2 separate regions of the Homo sapiens genome follow, and region 1 is linked to region 2. Evidence: chromatin loops called from intact Hi-C (ENCODE). Cell type or tissue: endothelial cell of umbilical vein. All regions are shown on one strand. Each heading gives the region's core, and the rest is flanking DNA. Links, peaks and the distances in the headings are about the cores only.

What was found. A loop is a pair of places that touch in the nucleus more often than their neighbours do. Peaks named below come from ENCODE experiments on the same cell type or tissue, not always from the same donor. Only the 100,000 strongest peaks of a DNase experiment are listed, where the experiment ranks them.
Region 1: a loop joins it to region 2, with 2.4 times the contacts of the local background. A loop is called at or near these places in 1 of 110 quality-filtered maps.

Annotation. Positions count from the first base shown.
Region 1 is chr4:109,402,553-109,413,091 of GRCh38, reverse strand. No RefSeq gene overlaps it. Among named protein-coding and RNA genes, the nearest start is that of SEC24B, 26 kb to the left of the region's middle. In endothelial cell of umbilical vein, for the core only: a CTCF peak has its summit at 6,556; a DNase peak (open chromatin) is centred at 6,571.
Region 2 is chr4:109,209,325-109,219,863 of GRCh38, reverse strand. The region is part of intron 3 of COL25A1 (collagen type XXV alpha 1 chain); the gene reads left to right. Among named protein-coding and RNA genes, the nearest start is that of COL25A1, 88 kb to the left of the region's middle. In endothelial cell of umbilical vein, for the core only: no CTCF peak of the experiment used is centred there; DNase peaks (open chromatin) are centred at 4,183 and 4,613; H3K27ac peaks cover 1,775 bases.

The sequences.
Region 1 (10,539 bases), core at 4,106-8,105, 190 kb before region 2:
ATAGCCTGATCACTCTTGCCCAATCAGGAACTTTCTGTCACATTGTGCTGTTTGCCATTGCAGTGCTCAGCAGACTGAGGATTACAGTATGTGCATTGGCACTTGTTATACAGCAAGTGCAAACAGCTGGGTTTCTTGCTGTTCATGAGTGCCAAGATATTATTCCTCATAAGACTTTTTAACTGCTTTTGCAGTTAGTAACATCAGTGCCTGGGAAATCAAACATTTTATCTAGTGGTTTGTTAACTTAATGCTATTTTCCAGATGTTTTTTAGGGCTGTTCCTCCAATGTTGATTTGTGGTGGCGTTGATATTTTCTTTCTATAGCATTTTATTATTTTTGAGCAGTGATATTTAATTTAGTTTGGGGAAATGTCTTTTCCAAACTTTTGTTTCTGATGACACACAGTTATTTTGAATCTTGTGTCAATCCCACAAACTACAGGACTTGGCCTGATTATAGACATGACTAGACAAAAGAAGCTCTAGAAGAGCTGCCACACCAGACTTTCACTTTTATTGAGGTTACCACTCACACTGATAGATTACAGGCCCATGGCATTTTAGAGTCAGAGACATTCTTTACTCAGATCCCCTCTTTATTCACAACAAAATAACTGGAACTTATAGATGTCAAATAATTTTACCTTAGCCCACACAGCTAGCTGTTAGTAAAATCAGAACTATGACCAGATCTCCTAGGTACAGGGGAGAGGAAACCTTTTTTCCATGCTTCTCACCTGGAGGCGTATGTGTGAATCCCCTTACCCCCTTTAGTGGCCTGAGGATTCATTCATTGGCAAAGAAGTCTCCTGACAGCATTTTGAAGAGGCAGAACAAACTCCTGCTGCCAGTCTACAGGAGCCATCACTCTTTCCCAGTGAGCAGCTGGCATGTGGCCAGCCTTCCCTTTCTGCAGCTTGGACTGCTAAAGTATCACGTGGATGGAGCAGCTCTGTGCAAAGCCACTTTTCCAGAACTGTTTCCATGTCTCCACTCCCCAATCCATCCTTCTCCCCACAAGCTCTCTCCTACCACACAAACACACCAAGGGCCTCTTAAAGCTTTCTCCATCCATAGTGAGAGAGAGAGGGGGGAAAGAATCAAGTTTGGTATGCTGGAACATACATGTGAGGCAGAAAAGTTCTGAAAGTTGAGAGCAGCTTATAAATAACTCAGGTTAGATGTTGCCGATGATGGGAAGTATATATAGGAAACACCATCATTTAAAAAATGTATTCTTTGAAAATGAAGAATGACAGCATACAGACCAAACTCCCAAAAGCTTAACAGAAATTCTCATAAAACTGTAGGTAGACTTACATTATATTACACAAATTTTAAACTCTGGATCTGGGCCGAAAACATCACCTGCTTTAGGTCTTCAAATAGACACTTAAGAGCTATGGAATAGTACAATTGACCGGGAAAACACTTTAAGATTTGGTTGTAATCTACAGACTGTCAGCTTAGGGGTAACTGGTAAAGTAATTTGTGCTCTCCTTTTGTCCATTTTAATTGATGATATTCCTCTGCAGCAAGCCTTACAGGAGAAATCGAAACACAGCTGCTACATTGTAAGTCCACAAGTGAAATAAGCAGTGTCCAGTGGATAACAAGAAGGCTCCCAGAATAGCTCCTCAAAAAATCTGCCTTCTTCCTTTACTACCAAGAATCCTAACCTGTAGGCTCAAAGATGATTCAAACATTGAGGGCAGTGGTACTTGGGATTCAAAGGCACATTGGTGCAGAAAGGAGCCCATAGCATGCTGTTGACAATTTGACCAGGTGAGTCAACAATAGCAAAGAAGGCCTAGAATATGAGCTTTGAAATCCGAGTGCAAAGTCACCCCTACGAGAATATACCTGATTTATTTTGTTTGATTATATTGACACTTTTGCTATTTGTCATCATTTCAGCATGCATGCACTTAGATTTGTTAGTCCCACTGTCCTGTAACATCTCCCAATCCAGAACACATTAATGATCAGTAGACTGTGGCTGTCCAGTTTGGTGTCACCTTTAAGGGGCTCCTCTCTCCACGTAGGCCAGGCAAGACTTCACTGCACATTTACAGAACAAGGACCTTCTGTCTCAGATGCCTGACTCACCAGCTCCACTGCCCTGCATTCCGTTCTCTCACTCTCTTGGCTTCCAGTGTTGTTGCCAGTGGTTTGGGTCCTCACCCTACTCTTTCACCTCAATGCTTAATATAGCCATGTTTGGCTTTTGAATTTGCTTTTCCTCTCATCTACATTTTCATCTCTCCACCGTGGCTTGAAGTAATCACAATTTTGGGATAACAAAGCCATTCTATGCTTGGCTTTGGTCAGTCCCTAGAATTTACCAAGTCACAGCCAGGTGAGGTGGCTCACGCCTATAATCCCAGCACTTTGGGAGGCCAAGGCGGGCGGATCATAAGGTCAGGAGTTCAAGACCAGCCTGGCCAACATGTGAAACCCCGTCTCTACTAAAAATACAAAAATTAGCTGGGCGTGCCGCCTGTAATCCTAGCTACTCGGGAGCCTGAGGGAGGAGAATTGCTTGAACCCAGGATGCGGAGTTTGCAGCGAGCTGAGATCGCGCCACTGCACTCCAGCCTGAGCAACAGAGTGAGACTCCGTCCCAGAAAAAAAAAAAAAGGATTTACCGAGTCACTTCCTGCCCTTTGTTATGGACTCACCACCAATCTGTCCCAGCAAGGCCCAAATACTGTTTAAGGAGTGATGGTAGTGAGTAGCCTTTTAAAAAGTTTATTCAGGGAGGTTGAAATAAAGAGGTTGGACATGTAAATGGGGAATGAAACAATGGGTAAACTCACCTGTTCAGATTATTCAGCTATTCAGAAAAAGAATACATGCCTTAAGTCCTCCAAAGGAATACAATTTGATGGCATTAACATGTTGCTTTATTAAAATGTCCTGTATTTATTTGGCATATATATTCCATTTGCCTATTAAACTCTTAGCTTCTCAAGGGCAGAGATTGAACCTTCTCTTCTTTCCCCTGCTGAATAGACACTCAATTTTAATTTTAATTTTTTAATTTTACAAAAATTGAAATAGTGTCTCGCTCTGTCACCCAGGTTGGAGTGCAGTGGCACCATCATAGCTCACTGCAGCCTTGACCTCCTGGGGTAAAGCGATGCTTCTGTCCTAGCTCCCTGAGTAGCTAGGACTACAGTTGACATCACCACACCCAGCTAATTTTTAAAAAAATTTTATGGAGATGGGGTCTCACTATGTTGCCTAGGCTGGTCTTGAACTCCTCACCTCAAGTGATCCTCCTGCCTCAGTCTCCCAAAGTGCTGGGATGACAAGCGTGAGCCACCATGCCTGGCCTAGAGTCCATGTTTTAAAGTGACAGATTCATTAAACCAAGGCCTATATGTCTGAAGTGTGAGTTGTCGATTTGGGTATAGATGTCACAACCCATGTAGAGGGCAATTCCTGTGGATTGTAAACACGGTAAATCATACTGTGTGGCATTGTTTCCCCTACCTCCCCACTCAACCTCAAAACATGGACATTTTTATTCAGGTGAAATTCCATTAAAGTAAATTTGACTTTATCAAGATAACCAATATTGGGATCTTCAGTCAGTAAAACTGATGTCCGTGTATATTGTACCCGTGTGTATGTGTTTATGCATGGTAGTGTGGTGGCACAAGGCTGGGGAAAAATTAGTGACAATTATCAAAAGAAGACAACATTTAGCCTTTATTAGGGGTCTGAGGAAGCGGGGTGGGGGGATTGTCGTTGCCAGACCACTTATCTTTTCCCTCTTGCATTACTTAGTGAGTGGCTTTGGTAGGTGGAGACCTTAACAATACATTTTCCTCTCTAGCATGCTGTTTTCACTGTCTCTACTCTAGTTCAGGTCTTCATCAATCTCAGACCTGGATTATTGTTAATAGCCTACTCATTTATTTTCCTGTCTCTAGTTCTTCTTCTAATCCATCCAAAACACCCTTGTAAGATTAATCTCCCCAGAGTACAGGGCTGATTGTGTCAACTGTTTAGTCATAAATGTCCAGTCACTTTCATTTATTTAAATTCCCCATTTTTCCTTTGTTCAGCACCATCCACAGTCTAGCTCTAACCGAGGTTTCCTACTCATCTCCCAGTAGTATCTTCCTGTACATTCTCTTTCTGCTCAGTGGGGAGCTCACCGCTCCCCAACACCCACCATGCTTCTGCCCCTAGGCAGTTCCAAAGCTGACTGCCCTTCCCTGCAATGTCAGGCATCTGAATCACTCGCATCTTCCAAGGCCCAACTTAAAAACTACCATGTCCAAGGATCTTCCCTGAACAGCCCTCTGGAAGTGTTATCTGCCACCTCTGTTTTGCTGCAGTATATTATAGTTTTATATTTCTCTACTCTTTTTTTCATTCTTATTTATGTACCTGAACTGAGTGGTTAAGTGCTGTGGGCTAGATGGCCTAGATTTTAATCCCAGATTTGGTCATTTACATGATCTTATTTATTAGCCTTTTTAAGTCTTGGGTTATTCATTGTTAAATTGATAATAATTATAACTACCTCATACTTTCTTTGGTGAAGATTAAATGAAATAATGAATATAGTACACTTACCCCAATTCTATTTTAATTTTTAATTTTTTTTTTTGAGATAGAGTCTCGCTCTGTACCCCAGGCTGGAGCGCAGTGGTGCGATCTCGGCTCACTGCAACCTTTGCCTCCTGGGTTCAAGCGATTCTCCTGCCTCAGCCTCCTGAGTAGCTGGGACTACAGGCGCACGCCACCACACCTGGCTAATTTTTGTATTTTCAGTAGAGACAGGGTTTCACCATGTTGGCCAGGATGGTCTTGATCTTCTGACCTTGTGATTCACCCACCGTGGACTCCCAAAGTGCTGGGATTACAGACGTGAGCCACTGCGCCCAGACTAATTAATTAATTTTTTTAAGAGGCAGGGTCTAGCTCTGTCAGCCAGGCTGGAGTGCAGTGGTGCATTCATAGCCCAGTGTAGCATCAAAATCTTGGGTTGAAGCGATTTTCCTGCCTCAGCCTCCCAAGTGTCTAAGACTACAGGTATGTGCCACCTCTTATGGCTAATTTTTATTTGATATTTTTTGTAGAAATGGGGTCTTGTTCTATTGCCCAGGCTAGTCTCAAACTCCTGGGCTCAAGCAATCCTCCGGCCTGGGCCTCCCAAAGTGCTGAGATGACAGGTATCACCCATCACAACCAGCCTTAACCCAGTTCTGAACACACAGTAAATGGTTGAAAGTTATAAGTTATTGAGTTTGTTCTATTGTTATGTTTTAGTGTCCTTTCTAGACTCTAAGTTTATTGAGTGTTAAATCTGTCTCGATGGCAGGGGTCAGCAAACTTTTTCTGTAAAAGACAAGATAGTCAGTATTTTAGGTTTTGCTGGCAAAATATCTCTGTCATATATTCTTTACTCTGTCTGTCCCCTTTCTAAACAATCTTTTAAAATGTAAATTCATCCCCAGCTCACAGGCTGTAGAAAAACAGGCCACATACTAGCTGTGGTTTGCCAACCCCTGCTCTATAGTCCATAGTGCCTGGATCAGTGCTTTTCATGTAGACGTTAACTGAGAAATGTTGTCTGGTTAATTCAACAAGTGATTGCATGATTGAACTCTGTAGAAGTGACTGTGTTTTTTATCTTTTGCAAATGACTCCCTTTGCTCCTTTTCGCCTTGCACCATTCTAAGTCCTGAATATTTCCAGTGAGTCTGATTCTATGAACAAACTGGCTGAAGCCCCTAAAGCATGGGGCTGTGGGTGAGTTGTCCCTTCTACACAATGCTTCCTCTCTGGGTTGTCAGTTTGTTTCTGTTCCAATCTAGCCAGGGAGTTGTATGCTGAGTCAGGGAGCATAAATTATTCTGGGACAAAAAGTGGTGTGACTATTAGAACAATGTTAAATACTGTATTATTGCATTTAGATGGCAGCTCTTTATGTTTCTCCATGAATGTGTAAAATCCTTGCTCACACCCTGATTTTAATTGATGTCTGACAAATCCAGACTTACTGTGGCAAAAAAAATGACAATGTTAATATTAGCATAATTTTTCTCTTTGCTAACTGGATTTACATATCAACTCCTGGGATAGCATACATTATTTTTTTCTTTGTGCCTTGATTTAATCACAACAGCAACAATTACCTCTATTAGGCCTCTTTCTATAGATATATAGGAATATGGATGAGGATGAATGGCTTACTCTGAGAATTATTATTACTAAAATCTAAGCATTGGCTTTGCTTCCCTTACAAAGTATACATTAGGAAATAATTAGTATTACATAGTAAATTTGAAGCACAGACTTATATGTATCTTCACACTTATTTTAAAATACTTCTCTTTTATCTTTTCACAATGACTGTGAGGCTGATTATTGTTCTTATATTAGGTGAAATCTGTAACTTCACATGTTGGCTCACCAGAGCAATATTAAGAGAGATAATCATCAGCAATATCCACACAAATTGCATTCCTTAAAGCAAACCAATTGCTTTGAAGGTAAGCGAAATGATTCTTCACGGAGAAGTACCAAAATGTCCACTATGTGGTGCTGCTGTACCTGAATTACACAAGGAGGGTAAAACAGTACACTGTACCCTGAATTACACAAAAGAAGGTAAAGAAGTACACTGTACCCTTAATTACACAAAAGAGGGTAAAGAAGCACAAAGTAATAATAATTTCACCCACAAATTCATTATCATCATTGTTCAAGCAATTGTTATTGGGAAGACAAAGAAGAAAATATGTGATACTGAAATTATTACTATATGATGTAAAAGAAGCTATTTTTTTTCAACTTTGTTTCATATATGGAGAGAAAATTATCTTAGGAGAGAAGCTAATAAGTCAATGTGGGTGTTAATTTTTTGGAAAAACAATCAGAAAGAATACATAAACGGAAATTTTAGGGCATGCAAAAATTATAAATAAAGTCTGTGTGCATCTATATATACATACACACACACACATACACATAGAGAGAGAGACTTTAGCCAATGCTATATTTTAACAATGTTGAAAAACTTTTGGCTAAAATAACAATTATTAATCTGGGAATTTCATAAAAATTTTTTAGCAATCAGAATTTTACCAAATATTTTTCAGAATTTTTTCTGTAGCAATCAGAATTCTGTAGCAAGCCAAGTCATAAAAGAAAAAGAAAACCTTAATTTTGATTTCGACTCAAAATTCAAGCCCTATTTATTTTACTTTCAGGCCTATGGAGTAGCAATAGTTGCCAAAATACTAAACATAAGCTGTAAATTTTATGGACCATGCTTTCATTTACTTTTTAGGATTGAGATGTTGGAAGCTTTAGAATGTTGATTATGATGATACCCAAGACTCAAGTTTAAGAAGGAAAGGAAGCAATAAGATCATGCCTGCTATTAGTATAGTCGTCACAGTTATTGTGTAAAGGTAATGTGAAACAATGCAGAATATTTATGTTTTAACAGTTTCCATTTTATGCGACCTGTGGGGAATGAGAGTTATCCAAACTATATAGGCTGTGCCCCTCTTCCCTCCGAAGCAGCGAAGCCCGCGATGAGAACATTACTGCTGCTCTGGTACTTCCCTCTTATGGAACAAATTTGCAAAGTCTGTGGCAGTGATTCATAGTTCAGGAAAGACACACCTTTCAGAAGCAAAGATGAAGAAAGAAGGATGTTATATGTTTAGTCTTTGCTATTTTTACTCTCTGGTTTTCAGTTAAATTGTGACTTACAATTATTTGGTTATGGTGACCCATTAATTCACCAAACAGAAGCCCTATTTGAGTCAAAGAATCCTGTTTCCAAGCTTAAAAGAAAATGAATCTGTATGTTCTTATACTTTCCCTGTAATATGTTCTGTCATTTTACTAATGCTGAAAGTCTATCCAATAGACCTGGACTCATCACAAATAAAAATTTAGAGTTTCACAGAAATGGGTAAAGAGCAATTAGTATTTTCATTAAGAACTAACAAATATAAAGATCAAATTAGGGTTTTTTTTTCTTGGCCCTTGTTTATAATATGCACTAAAAATTACTATTGTACTTAGGAAGTATTTTTAATATTGAAGTTGACCTAAATTGTACTGAAATACTTGAACCTTCTGGTTGGGTCATATGGTATGGACTGTGTGCCACATAAAAATGCCTTTTATGTATTAATTGTGCCTATATTTCTTTAGCATCTGCCTCTCTCATTGGACTATAGACACCACAAAGACTGTTTTATGTCAACAGTGTCTATATAAATAGGTGCTTAAAATTTTTTGTAGAATCAACTGGCAAATGAATAAATGATGATAAACATTGCTGAATTAAATAAATGAAATATAAGCCAGGGCTAAATTCAACCTTAGTAAACAAATTTGTGAACTGTGAGCCATCCAGACTATTCCTAAGACTGAGTGTAGAAGTCCACTGGTAGGAGACTTCTACCAGTTTACATTTAAGATCTTAAGGAACTTACCATCTTGGTTGTTTCCTAAACTTTCTAGATCCTTAACTTCTACTGCAGAATACAGTTTTTAGCTTTCTTGCTTTCTTTTCTTTCTTTCTTTCTTTCTCTTTCTTTCTTTCTTTCTTTCTTTCTTTCTTTCTTTCTTTCTTTCTTTCTTTCCTTCTTTCTTCTTTCTTTCTTTCCTTCCTTCCTTCCTTCTTTCCTTCCTTCCTTCTTTCCCTCCTTCCTTCTCTCTCTTTCTTCCTTCTCTTTCTTTCTTTCTTTCTTTCTTTCTTTCTTTCTTTCTTTCTTTCTTTCTTTCTTTCTTTCCTCTCTCTCTCTCTCTTTCTCTCCTTCCTTCCTTCTTTCTTTTTTTTTTTCTGGAGTCTCACTCTGTCACCCAGGCTGGAGTGCAGTGGTGAGATCTTGGCTCATTGCAATCTCCGTCTCCCGGGTTCAAGCAATTCTCCTGCCTCAGCCTCCTGGGTAGCTGGGATTACAGGCGTGTGCCACAATGCCTGGCTAATTTTTGTATTTTTAGTAGAGATGGAGTTTTGCCATGTTGGCCAGGCTGGTCTCAAACTCCTGACCTCAAGTGATTCGCCCGTCTCGGCCTCCCAGAGTGTTGGGATTACAGGTGTGAGCCACCGCGCCTGGCCAACACCTTGTTTCCTGACTCTGCTGTTTCATGACAATAAACCCAACATTCAGATAACCAATAGCTGCATAATACTTTCCAATTTCATCTATGATCTCTAGTCTCACTAGATATGCCAGGTCCATGTCAATAAGCATTATTGTCACCCAGGCTGTAGCGCAGTGGCATGATCACAGCTCACTGCAGCCTTGACTGCTGGGGCTCAAGCGATCCTCTGCCTCAGCCTCTTGAGGAGCTAGGACCACAGCACATGCCACCACACCCAGCTAGTTTTTTTAAAAAAAATATTTGTAGAGACAAGGTTTTGCTGTGTTGCTCAGGCTGTTGTCGAACTCCTGGCCTCAAGTGATCCTCCTGCCTTGGCCTCCCAAAGTGCTGGGATTACAGGCGTGAACCACGGGGCCCAACCTTGTGTTTGGTTCTGTGCTAGTATTCTACATACACCATGATGTTTTATTCCTTTATGCCTTTATTAATTGTGATTTCACCACCTTGAATACTTTTTCCTTCCTTCTTTACTTGTGTAACTGCTATACATTCTTTAAGGCTTATCTCGGGCATTACTAGCTCCATAAATCCTTTCTTGAGGCACAAAGCTGGAGTCCCATAAGCTGCTAAACATAGCTCTATTGGAGAACTTAGTATATTTTGTTTTGGTACACATAAACATTACCTGTTTATACATCCATGTTTTCCATTAGATATGAGTTCCTCAAAGTAAAGCAATCAGAAGCACATTAAAGAGAAATACCTCCTATTTCCATTATCAAATATACAAACCTACTTGTTTCAGTATCCAAATACTCTGTCTTACTTCCAAGAGAAATGGATGGACAGCCATTGATTCAGCTAAGGCCGATTCATCTGTTTGGGCACTTCCCTTGCACTTGATTTACAGTTTGTCTAGGTATAGAATTCTACTTTGGAAATAGTTTTCTTTCAGGAGTTTGAAGCCATTGCTTCATTGTCTTCTTGCTTCCGGTGTTGCTAAGAAATCTAAATCATTCCTATCATTCCTTCTTTGTTTATAAAAAGAACTCTGTATTATAGAAAATTTAAAATATGTTCAAAGAGAATTATATGATGAATATATAATATAATGAATTCCCATGTACCCATCACTCCACAATTGTCAATGTATAGCCAGTTGCATTGCCTCTACAGCACATCCCCCACTTCTGACCTTTTAATTATTTTATTTTATTTGTTTATTTACTTCCTTTTTTGAGGCAGGGTCTGGCTCTGTCACTCAGGCTGGAGTGTAGTGGTGCGATCATGGTTCACTGCAGCTTTGAACTCCTGGCCTCAAGGAATCCTCCCACCTCAGACTCCTGAGTAGTTGGGATTATAGGTGTGCACCACCACGCCTGGCTAATTTTCTGTAGAGATGGGGTTTTGCCATGTGGCCCAGGCTGGTCTCAAACTCCT
Region 2 (10,539 bases), core at 2,552-6,551:
TAGTAGGATAACAAAAGAAGTTGATTTTTCAGAAGTTAAATTGGCACTTTGTAATTTTATATTGTCATATAGAAGGTGATCTCAAGAATAAACTAAAATTATAGCTATAACTTGGCCACCAGAAAGTAATAGCTTTTTCCTTCAGGCATTAGTCAACAAAGTCATAGGAGGCTGCTTGTGCTAGGATGTATAATTTCCTGTTAAGTTTATGGAAAATAATAGACAGGAATTATTGAAAATAAGGGCGTGGCTATAGGAGAGGTTAAAACAAAAGTAACAGAACTCATGCCCAGCTTTATGTTTCTTTTGTGGGGGGTGACACAGAGATTGGGAGTGTGGCAGGCAGGGTGGGATTGAGGAGGGTGAGAACCAGAGGAAGAAGCAAGGAACATAGGGTACAGACTAAGAGTAAAAACTGATAATTAAAAGAATTATTTGTTCTCAGTCTTTCTTTGTACCTTAAAAAAAAAACTCATTCTCTGTGTGACTGTTGGTAGAAACTGCCTCAGAATAACAGGTGCTGAGAAGCAAGAAACAGTCTGAATCAGTGGAGAGTACACTGGACTAGAAACCTGGTCATGTGTAAAGTCAGTGTCTTCCACAGCCTCAGTTTTATCACCTGTAAAATAATGAGTTTATAGATCATCTGCACAGTTCCTTCTAGTTTTATTTTATTGTGATTTGGTAGTTTAATAAATCAAGCCTTCCAGACTGACTTACTTGCTTTTATGCTTGCAGAATTCCAAGTGAGGATCATAGACAACCTTCCCAGGGAAAGTTTGTACTAACTCATTAATATAAATTTAAATGGGTTTGCTCTGACTCCTAGAAATTTAAAGGTGGCTGATCAGATTCTCCCTATAACTAGTTTGACATCACTGAAACCTCTCATTACACATTTCAAGTCCAGAAAACAGAAGTTTTGTGAGCCATCAAGAGCCTTGTGGAGGTATTCTAACTATGAACCTATTTTGGCGCAAATTTTATAAAGGAGAAAGAATTATCACTTTAATTCTAAATGCAAATCTATTTTAGATTTGAGTTCAGTATAATCTCATTAGATAAAAAACTCCCATGAGAATGGCAGCTGAAGATTTGGTTACAGGGCTTACATATTCAGGGACATGTGATGTGTTCAAAGGGTGAATTTTATGTTTTTTGAAGTGAAGAGGATAAAAATTAGTGATATATAATATTAGATGCAAACCATTAAGTGTTCAAAAGCAGTTCATTGGGTAAGAATATTTACCCAACATATTCCTAAAGTTAGGAGACTCGTGGTTTCTGGCATAAAAGCTGAGAGAGTACATACTGTAGTATTTGAACAAGGACATGGCAGAGTGACAAATTATATCAAAATCTGAGATGGGTGGAGGCACATCTAAACAGAGGCTGGATTGTCCTGGGTTTGGATAGAGTTTAAAACTTTCATGGGGCTTCTCTTTTTAAGCTGCCATGGAGAGTAAGTGTAGTTCAAAAGCAAAAAAAAAAAAAAAAAAAAAAAAACCCCAAAAAACCAGCAATTGATTCTGCAGAATTTTAGTATTTAGTAACACTTTCCATTAATGGTACATTAATAAGTCATGTCTCCTAATGTACAAAGTATTGTGAAGCTTCCAAATTGTATCTTGTCAAACATAACAAACCATATTACAGGATTCATCTGAAAGGTGAGTGTTCATTTTCGCCATTACTGGCAACTGAGAAATGATTTTACTATATGACTTATAGTACTGTCAGTAATGTCTATAAGTGAGCCAACTTCAGGAAAAACACATATCTCCATTAAAAAGACATGAATATAGAATAGTGCATAAAGGTGTAGGCTCTGGAGCCAGATCGCCACAGCACAAACCTGGCTCCACTACTTACTAGCTATGGGAATACAGACAGATTACATATGACTTGTATATACAGTCAGCCTCCATTTCTGTGGGTTTAGTATCCTTGGTTTCGACCAACTGTGATCTGAAAATACTCAGGGAGGAGAAAAGAATGGTTGTGTCTATACTGAACATGTACAAACTTTTTCCTGTTGTTATTGACTAAACTCAACAGTATAACAACTACTTACATAGCATTTGCATTGTATTAGGTATTATAAGTAATACCTAATGTGTGTAGTTTATATGCAAAATACTACACCATTTAATATAAGGGACTCAAACGTGATCCACAAAGGACTCCGTGGATTATGGTATCCTCGGGAGGTTGTGGAACCAATCCCTCACACTTACTGAGAAATGATTTTAACTAGATATCTGGCTTGTCAGCGCCTACCTGTAACCAAGGTGAAATACTAGAGACACATTGCATTATACATTTCAAAGCTTCAGTGTTTCCACCTGCTAAATTATTAATAGGTTATTAATCGTATTTCTCTTACAGTTATTTAGACTTAAAAGACTTATCTATAAAAGAGTTTATAAATATGTCTAACACATAGTGTTTAAAAATAATAGCTGTTAGATTATTATGATTATTGTCTGTTTTGTATTTCAAATATATTAATGGTTAGATGGCCAAAGGAATAAACAGGATTTGCTTTAAAATATGGTCAAAACAAAAATTAAATATTAACTATAAATTAAATATAAAATACCCCCAGTAAAATTAATAGAATTATAAAAGTAACAAATTGCATATCTGCCATCTGAAAAGTTGCATTTTGGCATCTGAGATAAAATATTAGCTCATTGGTAAGAGATTGAACTTTAGTGTCAGATTTGTCTATTTCTTAAGTTGTTAGGCATCCCAAAGATAGTATTTGTTAGGCAAACTTGCATTAAAAATTAAGAAAAGAGAGATTAAGTACTAAACTAAGAAAAATAATTAGGTTTTTAAAAAGAGTAATGTAACCTGTTGCTCTAAGAATTTCCTTTTTAAAATTCCTATTGCATCTTTCATTTATTCATTGTTCTACAACCAGCTTTGGTTGAATATTACAGGAAATGTTTTAGTTAAGCAAAGTTTGTCTTTCTACAATCTTCCACTGTGGTTTTTGAGACCCTTCCCTTAATATACCCTGCTTTTATTGTGCCCAGTTGTATTAATTTTCTAGGGCTGTTGTAATAAAGTATCATACATAAACTGTGGCTTAAAACAATAGAAATTTATTCTCTCTCAATTCTTGAGACTCAGAAATCAAGATGTTGGCAGGGCCATGCTCCCTCTGAAGCCTCTAGAGGAGGGCCCTTCCTTGCCTCTTACAGTTTATGATAGTACCGGGCATTTCTTGGCTTGTGGCAGAAGAGCTCCAATCTCTGCCTGTCTTCACATGGCTGTCCTCCTTTTGTGTGTGTCTGAGTCTCTTTTCTTTTTATAAGGATGACAGCCATACTGGATTAGGACCTACTCTAATCCAGGATGACATCATATTAATTTGATTATATCTACAAAGACCATTTCCAAATAAGGTCATATACACAGGTATTGTGGGTTAGAACTTGAGCATATCTCTTTGAAGAAACACAATTCAACCCATAAGCATTTTTACCATGGCAGCCCACTGAGTTTCTTCTTTAACTGCCCCCCCTTCCTTCCTTCCGTCTTTCCTTCCTTCCGTCCTTCCTTCCTTCCTTCCTTCCTTCCTTTTTTTCCTTCCTTCCTTCCTATCCATCCATTACATAAAATGAACATCTGCTGTGTGCCCGACATTTTCCTAGGCAGTAGGAACACCGGATAGAGTGACACAAAGTTCCTGATCTCATGCACTTATATTCTAAGTCAATAGACAAGTGACATTTAACATATAGAACATCTTTGAGAATAATTTTTACAAAGATCAATAAAACAAGGAAAGAGGATCAAGAGATATGGGGGCAGAGGGGGATGGCATGTGGGTGAGAGGTACATTTCAGACTGGATGGTCAGTGCAAGCTAGCTGCCCTGCTACACATACCTATCTGAACCCAATGTGCTGACTCACACATGTAACGTATTAAAAAGGTCTTTCTATAAATAATTTATTAAGTCAGAGGAGGGGTGCTAATATAGATTTGATTTTAGAATGTAGAAAAGATCGCTTTGAGGAGGGTCTCATGCTGTATTCATCCTCCCAATATGTGCTAAGTGCTTACTGGGTGACGGGAGCTGTGTTAGGTCAGAGGATGCAATGGTGAGCAAGAAAAGGTGGCCTCTGCCCTCATGGGACTTTCTCTGAAATCCTGATACAATGTGGAAGGCATTCTTAGGTAACAAAGAACTAGCAGCTGATTGGTATATGGGGAGGAGTTAATTCAGATTTGACTTTACTTACATCTTTCCTCCTGATCTCAAGGCAAAATAACAGAATATAGTCTAATTAGTTGTTTTAAAGACATATTCTACATACTTATATCTTACTGACTAAAGGTCAGTTATCAAAATTATAGGGAGGTGAGAAAAGTTTTAGTGTAAGTGTTGATGACTGACCTCCAAATAAACTATATTGTTTTCTTTGGATTTAATATGTTCTAGGATTATTTTTACAGAAATATTATGGTGGAAAATATTGTTGTGAGCTACATAGCCCAGATGTGAGTCATGAAAGCTGGTATAAACCAGATTTTATTTGATGATTTGTTTATTGACTTTTAGAATAGAGAATAAAAAGAAATTGTGTACTTTCATTTAAGAAAACAAATCTTCATTTTGTGAAGGACAAATCAAAGTTTGCTAAGTAGCTCACCTAAAAAATGACCTAACTTGTTACCCTGATTTCCTGTAGACTGTGTGTATCTGCCAGCTATTGTTTTACTAGGATGAGTGAATCTCTGCCAAAGGATTTAAAAGCTCTTCTAGAACTAGAAAATTCCTTAGTGTACAGAAATAAGATTTGCTGAGATAAATGTTCATCAAAAGGCAATGCATCAAGCTAAGGGAAAAATCTCCAGACACACAGGAAGATTGTACGTTTAGGCTTTCTTCTATGTCATGTTAAAAATTATGAAATGAATCTGCTGCTAGTCTGAGCACCAGACTAAACCAGAATGAAACCTGTCAAGCTCTGTCTCGTTAGCGCTATGCCAGCCATGGTGAGATCAAAGGGTAACCATGGCTTTCACAGAGCACTTCCTCAGGTCCTTTTGGCATCTTTTTGGCATCTTTGACTCAGACTAACATCACCAGTTCTGATCTCTTCTGCTTTCTGGAAGCACAGGGTAGATGGTTCCTGACTTCCCTTTTGTTGTATGTTTCATCTTGCATTGATACTTTTTTCTCCACTTGGCCCCTGTCCAACACGTAACTTGTTTTAGATTATATATATGTATATATATTTATATATCTCCAAATGGGGATGTTCATAGTACTGTTGCAGGAAAATAAAAAAATGTATATTTAAATAATTTTAAAGCGACTATTAGTGTTTCTAACAAAGTTGGTAATCTAGGACTTTTCTCAGTGTTACTGGTTACTAGTGTTACTAGTGTTTCTTAGTGTTACTGTACATAAACAATGTAGATTGACTTGGTGACTACTCCCAGTTTCCCATAGACCATGTATATAAAATAGTAATTATAAAGTTAAGGTATAACACTGTCTATATGGCCTCTAGATGTTTTTGGTTCACTACAGTGGAGCCTCATTTTAATGCTATTGTATGAAACAACCTAATTGATTTTATGAAGTTTTCAATATGTTTTTCTGTTACTTTTTTTTAATTTGTTTGAGGTTAAATTGGTCAAAATGGACCATTTATGAGGCTGAGGACACAGATTAGGCCCTATGAGTCTGAAGTTTTATTCCCTTTCATAATCACGTATCATACTGTCTTTAAAGCCCAGATCATTAATCTTACCAATAGATGTCATTGGTTACAGGGAGAAATCAGGCAAACGGCTGAGGGTGGGTTGAGGCTAATCTATGATGACTATGGGGGACTCAACCTTCTGATGTGTGACAGTAGGGTCACATTCAGAGATGAAGGTGATCATGTCAGGGGCACTATTTTTACTATCTACGTGATAGCATGTCACATCATAGCTTAGATCTGTTGAATTACTCACCATAAAATATGATGGTAGATTCTCATGTTAGGTGAAGCTCATTATTTACTTTACTGGAGAAAGGCAATATTAAACTTACAATTTGGACAGCTAAGGTTAGGACATTGCATTGTATAATAAGCCACCCTAAAACTTGATGATTTCTAATAACAGTAATCATTAATTTGTTTACAAACCTGCAATTTGGATAGGATTTGACTTCGTTTCATGTGGCATCAACTGGGATAGCTCAACTGGGGCTGCAGGATCCATTTCTAAGATGACTCACTTACATGGCTGGTAAGTTGGTGCTGTTAACTGGGAGATTAAATGGGCTGTTGACCAGGCTTCTCAGTTCCTCCCCACATGGTCCTCCCCATTGGGATGTTTGGGCTCCCTCAACAGCGTGCAGCTGGTTTCCAAGAACAAGTATCACGAAAAGACAGAAAGTGAAAGCTGCCAGCATCCTAAGGCCCAGACACTGGTTCAGCATCTCTTGTGCCATATCCTGTTGGTCAATTAATAGTCGCAGAGCCCACTAAGATTTAAGGAGAGGTAACATGGATCTCATCTTTTAATGGGAGGAGTGTTGCATACTTTGCAGCTGTCTGTAATCTACCACATATGTTTCTTATGATTAGTATTATCTCAGTAAAAATATAGATACTCAGGCACTTCTGTCATCTTAGATTAGATTCTGCTAGTCATATTCCAAAACAATAGAAGCAAGTCAATAGATACCATGATTTAATAATTAGTATTCTAGAAATTCATTCTAGCTTTTTTAGTCTTTTTCTGTTTTTAAGCACATACTGATGCATGAATCCCTTGTGGTACACTTGAAGTCATCCCCATGTCTGGACAGAAACAGGACACCCTGTCAGTGGTCTCCAAATATTTTAGGTTATACATCTCTATTATTACTTATGAAAAGCAAATATTTCTCCTATATATGTGGTGAAGAACAAGTAGGGACCTATGTCACTAATTCTTATACTCTCTTACTGTCTTCTGCCGCAGAAGACAGATAATTCCTTGCCTTCATTCCTGTTACTGAAATTTTTTGAGCATGTACCATACATGTACCAGAGTACTGCTATTGTATTTACTCTGTACAACAATTAGAAATTTTAAAAGCAAAAGATAAAAAATTTCAGAACTTGTAATTTTATCCTCATATACATCTCATTTTAGGGAACTCATGGGTACTACTTTTCCCCCTTCCTTGGCTTTCCACTTTCCTCCACAGTCATTTGTGGTAGATAGTCTATATAACAGTTGATTCCCTTCTGACATGGGCATACTGTCTTCATATCATGAAATGGAGTTTAATTTCCCTCTCCTTTAATCTGGACTTGCCTTGATTTCTTAACCAATAAAGTGTGGCAGAAGTGATGTCATGCACTAACTTCTATAAAGGCATTCAGCCTCCCAATAGGACTTTTAGAATGCTTGCTCTTGGAGGGCTCCCTTTTGGAACTCAGCCTCTATATCATAATAATGCCAAGCCACATAGAGAGTCTATGTGTAGGTGGTTTGGTTGTCAGGTCAGCTGAACACTTAGCTGATAGCTAGCATTAGCTGCTGGCCAGGTGCATAAGCCATCTTAGATGTCCAGCCCAGGTAAGGCTTCAAATGACTGAAATCTTAGCCATCATCTGTAACCATATCAGAGAACTACCCAGATGAGGCCACACAACCATAGGATAATAATAAATTATTCCTTTAAATCACTAAGTTTATAGGTGGTTTGCTATGAGCAATGGATAACCAGATCATCATTCCTCTGTGTTCTGTGTAATTGGTCTTCCAATTCTTAATGCCCTTCTATGAGTCATGACTAGAGAATTATTTAAAATATTAAAATAACATATTGTTTTATAGATGAGGAAACTGAGACTCAGAGTTAGTTACTCCAAGGGCAATCAGGAAATAAAGGGCCTGGAATTCAAAATACAGGTCTTATGACTGTGAAAGCCCACATTCTTTCTCCTGCTATAGCATTCTTCAGGTCGAGGCATTGTGAAATAATATTACACATTGGTCAACATGGTTGCCTGGAATTCTGAACAGACCATAGCAGGTGGAAGCTCCAGTTGGATCTTTGGGTTCCTTAGGGTTTGGAAAGAGGTTAAACAGTTAAACAAACAACCAGATTAGAAACGTATTTGGCAGGGTCAAAGAATCTCCAGCAACGGAATGTCTCTAAAATCTTTCATAGGCATCCTGCTAATGAAAGAGCTTTTCTTTCTCTTAACATCTTTAATTTTTTTTTATTTTTTAAGTTTTTTTTCTGAATATCTTCCAGGTTCATAGAATGGGATGCCCACTGATGACAATGCCAGGTAATTTAAGTAAGAACGTCTTGCTCCCCATACCTCTTCTCCCTATCACTCCCCATCTCTTAATGCTCAGAATGAACATTAAGGAACATTAAGGAACATTAAGGAAGGCTCAGAGTGAACAGCTAGCAAACAGGATAGGAGATGATCAGAAAGGAAAAGTGTCTCTCTTGCCCTTCCTAACTGGGAGGCTTTAAAAAATACTTTTTGTATTTTTAATTGTTTCATATATATATATATATATATATATATATATATATATATAGTTTCATATATATATAGTTTCATATATATACATATATATTGTTTCATATATATACATACACACACACAATATATATATATGTATTTAAAAATATTTTCTTTTTTCTTTTCAACTTTTATTTTAGGTTCATATGCAATGCAGGTTTGTTACCTTGGTAGATGGTGTGTCACAGGGGATTTGGTGTACAGATAATTTTGTCACCTAGATAATGAGCATAGTACCCGATAGGTAGTTTTTCAGTTCTCATCCACCCTCCTCTCCGTTCACTCTCAAGTAGGCCCCGGTGTCTGTGGTTCCCTTCTTTGTGCCCATGTGTGCTCAGTGTTTAGCTCCCACTTATAATTGAGAACATGCGGTATTTGGTTTTCTGTTCCTGTGTTAACTCGCTTAGGATAATGGCCTCCAGCACCATCCGTGTTGCTGCAAAGGGAATAATTTTATTCTTTTTTATGGCTGTGTAGGATTCCATGCTGTATATATACCACATTTGCTTTATCTATTCCCAGGTGGGAGGCTTTATCCAGGAACAGGGGAAACAGCTGGAACATGGAGTGATGTTGGCATCACTTAATTATCGCAGGAGACTCACTTTCTAGGGGTCAGATTGAGACTGTATTTTGCAACCTAAAGAAAATATAGGCATTTTATTACATAAGAGTTATCAAAAAGGTCACGATTGTATGATTTTTCAGCCATGGAAGGGGAAGAACTTCACCCACTGTGTAAATGTTAAAAACGGTGGGAAGCAAAATAAGATCACATTGCAATTTTGTCTGTTGGAATATGCTGGCTCATCTTGCCTGCCAGTATCTTGGAAGGTATCTTACAGGTAGACTGCATTCTGCAGTGTTTTGTAAGGTGGGCAGAAACTTAAAAGAGAGAGCGACTATTTTGAACTTAGACCATTATCTCTTTTGGAACAGAAGTGAATTTTAAAATTTTAAGTAGAAGAGCAGAGACATTCAGAGGTTTTAGACAATTTTATTAAAATTGTGAAAATTTCAATATAAAACATTACAGTTATTCAATATAAAATGGAGTTTTTTGACAACCATATTGCAATTTGTTTTGATACTAGTAGGAGCCTTTTACCTCTTAGTGATTTTTTTTTGAGGCTTCGCTCCTTTATGTTGCACCCTCCCTTTTCCCTTCCCAAATTGTTTCATCACAGAGCTATAATGAAATTAATACCTAACAAGAACCATATACTGAATTTTGATGTTTACTTTTTTTTTTTTTTGAGATGAAGTCTCACTCTGTCACCCAGGCTGGAGTGCAGTGGTGCTAATTTGGCTCACTGCAACCTCTGCCTCCCAGGTTCAAGCAATTCTCCTGCCTCAGCCTCCCGAATAGCTGGGACTGTAGGTGTCCACCATTACGCCTGGCTAATTTTTCTATTTTTAGTTGATGGGTTTTCACCATGTTGGCCAGGCTAGTCTCGAATTTCTGACCTCAAATGATCCGCCCAGCCCAGTCTCCCAAAGTGCTGAGATTACAGTCGTGAGCCACCTCTCCAGGCTTGAGGTTTACTCTTGAGAGCAAGTATTTCCAATGAAAACATAAGATACAGTAGTAAACAGTGGGGACATTATATACTCCTTTCTGTGAGTTATATACATTACGTAGAAATAGTCTGTATTTCAAAGATAATAATTATTTACTGAAGGTTTTTGAAAATAAAGTGAGGGAAATTTATTAATGTTGTTACTAATAACATGTTCAATTCTGTTTTATGAATCTCATAAATATCCCCAAAGATACTAAAATTTACTGCTTTGTGTCTGGAAAGAAATAGAGTTGATTGGTTAATCTTTTCTGTTTAATTTTACATTTTAATGTTGCCTGTATTTTTATTGAGAGAAACTCTCATTGATTTGGATGATATTTCATCTCTGAAGGAGTTGACTGGGTTATTCAGACGCATATGAACATGTTAGGAACTCTCATTTTTTTTTTCTGGCATTAT